2 separate regions of the Homo sapiens genome follow, and region 2 is linked to region 1. Evidence: chromatin contacts called from ENCODE Hi-C or POLR2A ChIA-PET data. All regions are on one chromosome and are shown on one strand. The core of a region is the stretch at or near the end of the contact, and the rest is flanking DNA. Distances in the headings are between cores, read along the strand shown. Region 1 holds the start of KLRK1 (killer cell lectin like receptor K1). Region 2 holds the start of KLRC2 (killer cell lectin like receptor C2).

Region 1 (4,815 bases), core at 81-2,580:
GCTGAGGCAGGAGGATCACCTGAGGTCAGGAGTTCGAGACCAGCCTGACTAACATGGTGAAACCTCGTCTCTACTAGAAATACAAAAATTAGCCAGGTGTGGTGGCACATGCCTGTAATCCCAGTTATTCTGGAGGCTGAGACAGGAGAATTGCTTGAACCCAGGTGGCGGAGGTTGCAGTGAGCCGAGATCGCCCCGTTGCACTCCAGCCTGGACAACAAGAGTGAAACTCCATCTCTTAAAAAAAAAAAAAAAAAAAGTAATTAATTTCCATGTGGGCAAAAACTTTCTTTTGGATTGTTTACTTTGACATTCTCAAGATCTAGAAAAGTGCATAGCAAATAGCATTCGCTAAAGAAAAAAAATGTTGAATAAATTTATTGTCCAACTTTAACACATCACCACATGAAAGCTGTTTTCCTTCCTTATATTTCAGAGTTTTAAGATTAATAGCTTTGGTTTTTGTTAAAATGTTATAATGTGTTCATCTTATATTACTTTATATGATGTCTTATGTTAGTATTTTAAATTAATAAACATAAAATATATATTTAGCTTATCTTGTTCATTGGTATCAATTCATATATTATTCTTATGTATACTGGGGTATATATTTAAGTTTCTAATTCTCCTGCATATGATGTAGATATGACAGAGATGCAATTTCATGTTTTTTATATTAAAATTTAAAAATTCCCAGGACTAATTTTTTGTAACTTAAAGGCCAGTGTGATAGTAACCCAGGACAAATTATTGAATAGGAGCTAATTTCCCACTTTATCTGCAATGTTACCTTATATTTTTTAATCTATGCACATGACTTTTTCTTGTCTGTATTTTTACCCTTCTCAATTTGTCTATCTATGCCCCACATGCCACTTTGCCTTTATTAATACGGTTTTAACATAGGTCTTACTATCTAGTAAAACAAGGCTCCCACATTTTCTTCATCTTCAATTGTGACTTTCCTAGTCTTGACTTTTGTAATTTAATGTACATGTAGAATTCTGCTTTGTAAGTTCTACAACAAAACCTGAGGTATTAACTGGAATTGAATTGAATCTCTAAAATATTTAGGATTAAATGGCATCATTTAAATTCATCATTTTCAAATCCTAAAATGTTATTTAAAATAATGGCAAAACTACAATTACTTTTGCACCAACCTAACATTTATCCAACAATGGGTGGTCTTAACTCTTTTACCAAATTAACAATATTTTTGTAGTGATAAGGCGGAAGTACTGTGGTTTATGTTTTTCCACAGGAAGATGAGATTATAATATTTGTCACATCTTTCTCAAAGATAGAAATTCACTAAGTATCTCCACTTTCAATTCTAGATCAGGAACTGAGGACATATCTAAATTTTCTAGTTTTATAGAAGGCTTTTATCCACAAGAATCAAGATCTTCCCTCTCTGAGCAGGTGTGTGTATGTGTGTATGTGTGTGTGTTTATTATTCAAGATATGAGAAATTATATTTCAACCTCAAAAAAATAAAAATATTTACACTATAAGGTAATTCTAATTGTTTCTTAGATGCTTGAATAGAACTCCTGAGGATACGGAATGCTTATCATTTCTGATGTATATTCTATCACTGTATCTGATGATAGGTAATTAGGATATACTTATTGAAGAATCAGAAGTTGTAATATTACTATAAGAAGAAGCCTTGTCTCTAAGCAAAACTAGAAAAATGAATCTTTACATTTAGGATGAGAAGAATTGAGATTCAATTTAAATTGTCAAATTTTTGAGTTTTCTGATGCTGTAGGGGGCACTTACCTTTGATACACATCTTTACATGCAAGGTGAAACAAGTTATATCTGTGCTTTCCAACTATCATAATCAAATATGAAATAGCTTTTATTTTTGAAATCTAAGCACTATGCTTATTTATTAAATGGTTTTTTCTGGAAGCTCTGCTGTGCATTGCTAAGATGTTACTATATAAACATGTGAGATTAGTTTTGTTAATGATGATGGTGATGATAATTTGTTGATGATGATGATATGGGCACGTTGGATTAAAATGCACTAGAAAAGGACATTCAACAAAAGTGCATATAACTTACCTGAGTTTAGCTTGCAGAAAGAAAACTAAATTATTGCCAGATAAAATAAACAACTGGAAACACTTGATCTTAGCTAAAAGGCCAAGAAGCAATAAACGACTATAAACAGAAAACTGGGTGTGTTGTTATCTAATATCAGTAAAGTAAAATATTGGTATTAAATATCTCAATGTAGGTGAATTAATAGGTTCATTATATTGTTATGACATTTTGAAGTAATTGGCGATTATTTTACAACCAAGAGAAATGTATAAAATTAATTTTGCCTGGCTTTATGTGAATTGTCATTTCTATTCTTTTCTTAAAGGCATGCACAGGGGAAAAGTTTCTGCATTTTACTTTTCTATTCAAAATATTTTATCTCACCACGGGAAAGAGAACAAAAAACAAATGCCCAGTTTTATTTTATTCAGGAATCCTTTGTGCATTGAAGACTTTAGATTCCTCTCTGCGGTAGACGTGCACTTATAAGTATTTGATGGGGTGGATTCGTGGTCGGAGGTCTCGACACAGCTGGGGTATGTTTTTACCACATAAGTGTGTAGTTTTGTTTTTATACAATTTTAAGATACCAAGAATTTCATACAAGCATATAAGGCATAGGCAAGCAATTTACTCTGATTCTTTTCATGTTCTATTTATGTTGATTTCATGTTATGTTCATATTGTATTTTAAATCAAGTCTTCCAAAACTTAAAAACTTTTTTCCCTTTATTTTATTAACTATATTATGGTAAAGTCGCTCACAACTTGGGACAGCTTGAAATAGTGAAATAGATGTGGAGTCAGACTTGAATTTTACTCAAACTTTTACCGCTCTCTAGATTTGAAGGGTCAATTTGCAACCTCTGTGTAGTTTAGTTTAGTTTCTTTTTCTATCAAATACAGGCATGAAACATTCCATATTTATCTTAGATTTGTGTAATATTCAAATCAACTGACATGTATGTTAAAGCACTTTTTATCCTAAAGGTGTTTATAAATTTATAACTTATTCACAGTTGGTAACATTATATTAAATAAGCTTTATGATTTTGGCCATCTCTAGCATTCAATTTCTTCATCCATAAAGTGATACCTACTCTCTTTACTCCATATGTAAAATAACTGAGTTAGGTATTACATGCGCAATCAATGTCTAATTTTACCTATAAAATATAATTCATATTATCATTTAATTTATAAAAGGCTTTTGTACAACAAACCCCCGTGACATGAATTTACATATGTAACAAACCTTCGCATGCACCCCTGAACCAAAAATAAAAGTTTAAAAAAGGCTTTTAAGTAAATATTAATCATCAGTAAATAATTAATATTTCAAGAGAGCAAAATGATTCTTTAGGTATTTTGTTCAGAGGCAAGATTATCTGTCTTTGTTCTAAATCATTAGACCCCACTATTTTAGCCTATGTATGTCCTTCATTATAAAGAAAATTAGATGGCTGGGCACAGTGGCTCATGCCTATAATCCCAGAAATTTGGGAGGCTGAGGTGGGTAGATCACCTGTGGTCAGGAGTTCGAGACCAGCCTGGCCAATATGGTGAAACCCCGTCTGTACTAAAAATACAAAAATTAGCCAGGTATGGTGGCACAAGCCTGTAATCCCAGCTACTCAAGAGGCTGAGGCAGGAGAACCGCTTGAACCCAGGAGGCGGCGGTTGCAGTGAGCCAATATCACGCCATTGCACTCCATCTCAAAAAAAAAAAAAGAAAAGAAGAAAATTAGACACACTGCTATTTACTAAAAGCTTACTAAATGATTGATGTTATTGATGCTAAGTTCATTATATTTTTATTTTATTTTTAAAATACCCATACTGGATTGTGACAGTATCCTTTTCTTTTTTATTTCTTTCGTCTTTTGCAAATTAGGAAAACTGGGATGCAAAAGCTAGGTTATTTGTGAAGTTATCAAGTTTGTATATGTGGATCTGTGATTTAAATACATGTCTTTCTCCCTACATCTGCCTTTTCACTAACCAAGTCCCTTTCTGGTAATGTTAGGTTTCATTATACATTACGAATTAACTAATTTTAATAGTATATAGGATTTTGCTAAGGGTACTTTCCATGGCATAAATATAGTTTTATTTATATAGTAAAGTGTAAACATAATAATGTAGTACTATAAAACAAAAGTAAGTTCATGTTGTACTTTAAAAAGGATAGTCAGGGGAAGTACATAGATGGAAATGGCAAGCTGAATTTTTAAAATTTATGCCCCAAATGGCAGAAAGGCCATGACTCATATAAGCCTGAATTCTTTTTCTCTAGAGATGAGTGAATTTCATAATTATAACTTGGATCTGAAGAAGAGTGATTTTTCAACACGATGGCAAAAGCAAAGATGTCCAGTAGTCAAAAGCAAATGTAGAGAAAATGGTAAGTCCTATGTTCCATTTGTCTACTCTCAGTATATTGAAATGAATCTTGGAAACTATGTGATTAAATGAATGGCAATCATTCAGTTGACTTTATCTTCATGAGGAAAGCAGGAATAACATGAACTCTCATATAATATTAAAATATATAATAAAATTATGGTATTAAAAGCTATTGAGTTTAGAATATTGTCACGCCCTAAAAAATGATGAGTTTATTATCATGATAATATAATCGAGGCAGGAGTTTCTAAGAGATCACTGAAAAGAAAACTAAATAGAAATGAAAAAGAGAAGAGAAAAGATATTTTAAAAACCCTCCAGAGATATGTTCCTAAACATTATAGA
Region 2 (5,356 bases), core at 1,084-3,583, 46 kb before region 1:
GAGGGAATTTTAAGAACTAAGGCAAAGAAAGCAAGAAGATAAGTTTGAGAATGCATGTCAGTTACAATTAAGTTGAAAATGCAGCATTTTCTCAAAATAGTGACAAGTACATTAAATTCCTATTGATAAAATCATTATTTAAATTTTGTTATTATGATAGCAGTGATATTATAGGGGTATATGATAAAGAAGTATATAATGTCAAGTTTCAGCCACCTTGTCTAAATGTAGAAAGCAACCACCTAAGATCCTTTTGAAAAGTTACAAAACTTTGGTGTTTGTGACTGAGATGGAAACAATCACCAGCATGGATCAAATCTCTGCTCTCCCCTCATCTTGTCGACCATAAAAATAATTTCTAAGAGGCACTTTAAAATGGACAAACTAAATGACACACTAGCCACCCAAAGTCTCCTATATTCTAAAGTGTGTGATGAGACAAACTGATTCAAAATAGCCCTAGGGTGAGAATTTCCTGTTCAAATCTGCAGTGACACATTGGTGAGGAATCTACTTTTTCCACTCTTGCCTCACTCTGACCCTTCAAAGGGCAGCCTGTGAAGATCACAGATAACGTTTGTGTCTTTCAGAGGTAACCTGACCTCTCCACTGAAGGGCGTGTGGCTTTCTGATGACAGTAGGTAAGTGTTGCTCCTCTCCCTGTTTCTCTACTAGCTCATCTCATTTAGTAGAAGATTGTAAGTACTGGCTGTGATGCACCTGAGGTAAAGTTGATATAGACGAAAATCAAGGTAGAACTTTATTCACGTGAATAATTCAAGGTGAAAAACGAGCCAAAATATAAACTATGTTTAAGGATTTCTTAGAGTATTCACATCATTGCCGCTGGAGAATCACTCAAGTAGATGCATACATAATAATAGGTTTGCCAATCCATGTAATTTAGAGTGAAACCCATAACCATCATGACAATGAACAATTAATTTTGGATTTTGTAACCATTACATTTTGTATATTATATTTAGACCAAACTTTAAAAATAAATTTTTAATATGGATACATCAAATTGTGAATGTCAAACATTAATTCTCAATCACACACCTAGATTTCATGAAAGCAGTTTTAATTTTTAATAAAAGTAAGGATGAAATCATTTCCATAAAATGCAAATCTGACCTTAATTATAAACAATTGGAAGACTTAAAACAATTGAACCAAACATTGCAAAAAAGATGTACCACACTGACATGAGACGCCTAATTAATGAGTTATTTTAACACACTCTAATGCAAATCAGAAATAATAAAATGGCAATTGTGTTAAAAATAGTTGAAATATCTATTATGTATTCAGTGGTAACATGTGCCAGGTTGTGTGTTTAGTTTTTTACATACATTATACTTTATAAATTATTTTTCCCAATGTAGATTAGTAAACTAGGTTAGTAGACACTAAGTAATTTAGTACAGGTCACATATTACAACTTGCAAAGCTAGAATTAATTGTAGTCTCACTGACTACAGAGCTCATTGACTAGATTATTAAATTACATTATCTGAACTATTACAATTACTTATACAACCAAAGCAACCCTCACTGACTTATACAATCATAGGAGCTTTCTGAAAGTTTGATTGGACACTATTCTTCCATAGACGGCCCACACGTTTATTTATCATTTTAAGTTTTCCTATTTTAGTCATTAAATCAATTACCAATTTCTTGTGTAAAAGCAGCAATTTAAAAATACGTTTTCAATAATATTTATGCATACAGTAATGTAATGTTTTACAAGATATATTTTTAAAATTTTAATGATTTTTCTGATTTCCTAATTTAGAAAAAAAATCATTTGACAATACCTCAGGTCCTTTTAATAAATGAATGTAAGTCACTAACAATGTATTTTAGTATAAGAAGATACTCTATATGCTGACAGAACTATTTTATCTTATGGCACACAATCCTTAACCATCAATGACTCTTAAAACTATGATAAAATTTGTGTATTTCTAAATACAGTATTTTGATTGTTGACATATGCAGTCTATTGGTGTTAAACATTTTTGAAGAATCTAACCTTAATTTAATACCAATTTTTCATGAACTTCCTAGTTCTCATAAGTTTAATGTTTTTATTGTTCCCACTAGTAATATTATGTCAAATACAGAATACATCTAAAAAATTGCCAATTATATCGTGTGATTTTTGTTTAAAGCTTTAGGAAATTAGTAGCAGAATTTTACATTGGTTAACAGCAAAGTAAACATTATTACTCAGCCCCAACACATGCACATTGCCTATACCAGGGATCCTGTCAAAATATACACCATTTATAGCTTCTTAAGTGCAGTTATCATAGAGCACAGTCCCTCACATCACACAGCTGCAGAGATGAATAAACAAAGAGGAACCTTCTCAGAAGTGAGTCTGGCCCAGGACCCAAAGCGGCAGCAAAGGAAACCTAAAGGCAATAAAAGCTCCATTTCAGGAACCGAACAGGAAATATTCCAAGTAGAATTAAATCTTCAAAATCCTTCCCTGAATCATCAAGGGATTGATAAAATATATGACTGCCAAGGTAAAACATTAAATATATCTTCAATATTATTGTTCTAGGATGTGCAGTTGAATGCAGAAGGGTGAGGAAAGATTAGGGAATATTTTGCACTTGTGAGAATCGGAGTTCATAATTGGGATCTAAAATTCTAATATGAAATCAGAAGACTAATTTTATTCGGGCATTGTTCAACTGTAATCTGCGGTCCACTCATGGAACATTATATTTACTGAAAATGAAATGGTATATTCTGAGAGAAAGATTACTAGAGTAGATGTAGATTTAGAGGCCAGAGTTTATCATTATGTTTCCCTGTGCATGTGGGTTCTCTAGTATGTAATTCTCTAGTATGTAATCCTAATCAACTCTCTATCTCCCCTCTCTCAGTGCCTCTATTTCTCTCCCTGCAGGTTTACTGCCACCTCCAGAGAAGCTCACTGCCGAGGTCCTAGGAATCATTTGCATTGTCCTGATGGCCACTGTGTTAAAAACAATAGTTCTTATTCCTTGTAAGCATATTCTTGAAAGATTAGAAGGGAACGTTTTACTTTAATGCTTGGAAGTGCCTCAAAATATTTCATACTGTTGAAGAATAGAACTCTTATTTTACTGTTTCTTTCAAAGATCTATTACTTCATTTATTTTTATAGAAAAAGTTAATTTTATTAAAGATTGTCCCCATTTTAAATAACACACAAAGTTTCAAAGTAAGAAACTAAACTCATTATGGTTTATCTAAATATTACTTTTTATAAAAATCATTTTAATTTTTCTGTTACAGTCCTGGAGCAGAACAATTCTTCCCCAAATACAAGAACCCAGAAAAGTACATTTTTATTTTCAAAGTTCTGATATTAGTACAATTTGGAACCAAAAGTAATATGGTTATTCTGAATTTTTCACAACATAAATAACAAAATCATTGTAGAGAACATGTGTTTATTTTTTGTGTGTAATCTATATATATGTATATACATACACACACAAAGATATTTTCTGATTTCATAATTCAAAGGCATGCTATAGAAGAAAAGTATTTAGAAAAACAAATTAATTTTTGAAAGTGGTTACATCAAATACTACAAGAGATGGTGAAGTTTGTGCTAAAGTCTTTAAAAATGTTTATTTCAAAGGTCTATTACTTTATATATTTTTATAGAAAAAGTTAATTTTATTAAAGATTCTCCCCATTTTAAATAACACACAAAGTTTCAAAGTAAGAAACTAAACTCGTTATGGTTTATCTAGATATCAGTTTTTATAAAAATCATTTTAATTTTTCTATTACAGTCCTGGAGCAGAACAATTTTTCCCCGAATACAAGAACGCAGAAAGGTACATTTTTATTTTCAATGTTCTGATATTAGTACAATTTATATTTTGTGTCTGTTTTAAGGCATGTAAAAGAATAGTGGCATTTTTGCAGAAAATAAGCCATAAATTCAGCCATAAATATTTATAAAGAAAGATTATGAGGCAGCATTTCCTTTTCTCCAGTGAGTAGAAATACTCACTTAAAATCATTCTACCCTCTTTCTCCCAATTAACAGAGGTTTCCTACTGCTGTGAGATGATACCAAATAAATAATTTTACTATTCTAAAAAAGCAGTTGTGTATCAGCGATGTTCAACACATGTGTAGAGTGTATTTTTGTTTGTTCATTTGCTTTATATGGGAACACAATTAGGGAGGAGAGGCTAACCCTTGTCTGTGCATGTGTGTATGACTGACTCAGTTATTAAAAATATACATTTATAAGCCTGTAAGGATGCGTAAATATGTTAAGCACATATATGTTTATACTGTTGAAATATGTGAACTAATTTTCATTTTTAAAAATTCATATTGGTCTAGATAGTAATTCATATCTTTATTAGCACGTCATTGTGGCCATTGTCCTGAGGAGTGGATTACATATTCCAACAGTTGTTATTACATTGGTAAGGAAAGAAGAACTTGGGAAGAGAGTTTGCTGGCCTGTACTTCGAAGAACTCCAGTCTGCTTTCTATAGATAATGAAGAAGAAATGGTAAGATGTAAATGTTTCAAACATTTTATGAAAAGCTTCCTTCAGTGAATAATACATTTGTAGAAAACATCCATATGTGTGTACATATATTTATCTCATATATTTTCAAGTGTATGTAATATTCAATTGATTGACTTAATAATGTTTTTAAAGTTATATACTGCTAATGTACATTTATTTTCAGTTTTTGTTTTTCAAGGAAAACCATGCTTCTATAAGTGCTTTGAATCCACAATAAATTTTGCTATCTAATTTTATCGGGCATGATATCATCTGGTCATGCAGATTGATCACAAAGTGAATGAATGCATGTGATACAAGTCAGATCATGAAATAAAAGTTTCCAGCTCTAGCAGTTCCACCCCTGTGTATGCCCTCATCACTTATCCTGACTCCTCTCCAAAACGCAGTCTTGACTTTTAATATTATAAATAATGATTGCCTGTTCTTGAATTTATTTATATAAAGGGAATCAAGCAGTGTGAATTTCATGTCTTTTTCAATCCTATCTGATATTTGTGCAATTCCTCCATATTATTGCAGTTATCAGTAGTATGTTACTGTTCACTGCTGTACTATGTACAAAGAACAGTAAGAATCCATTGAGTCCTTGTCTCTGGATGGGGAAGTGGGTCTCATGCCCTCAGGGACAAAGAGGACCCTAGGTGGTTTACGGTGCACTGTTAGTCATGGGGTCCCTTTGCTGATCCTCCTCATCCACAGCCATCCTGGTGTCTCTTGGTATGAGAAGGAAGCACTTTCTCTAGCTCCATATTGGTAGCAGGTCTCCTGGTAGATCATCCT

The links. A loop is a pair of places that touch in the nucleus more often than their neighbours do. ChIA-PET counts read pairs that join two places held with the same protein, here RNA polymerase II (POLR2A).
Region 2: POLR2A ChIA-PET joins it to region 1 with 11 read pairs in MCF 10A. The contact joins the promoter of KLRC2 here to the promoter of KLRK1 in region 1. A Hi-C loop is called at or near these places in 1 of 168 maps with a recorded cell type or tissue (mammary epithelial cell). POLR2A ChIA-PET finds 5 or more read pairs at or near these places in 3 of 52 experiments (MCF 10A, OCI-LY7 and PC-3).

The regions. Positions count from the first base shown.
Region 1 is chr12:10,386,556-10,391,370 of GRCh38, reverse strand. KLRK1 (killer cell lectin like receptor K1) reads left to right here and starts at 1,330. Exons shown (of 8, transcript NM_007360.4): 1 at 1,330-1,428; 2 at 2,496-2,600; 3 at 4,361-4,468. The coding sequence starts at 2,561. It overlaps KLRC4-KLRK1 (KLRC4-KLRK1 readthrough), which reads left to right. Exons shown (of 13, transcript NM_001199805.1): 7 at 2,496-2,600; 8 at 4,361-4,468. The coding sequence starts at 2,561. All of the region lies in intron 3 of KLRK1-AS1 (KLRK1 antisense RNA 1), which reads right to left.
Region 2 is chr12:10,432,987-10,438,342 of GRCh38, reverse strand. KLRC2 (killer cell lectin like receptor C2) reads left to right here and starts at 2,333. Exons shown (of 6, transcript NM_002260.4): 1 at 2,333-2,543; 2 at 2,933-3,031; 3 at 3,813-3,857; 4 at 4,401-4,552. The coding sequence starts at 2,357.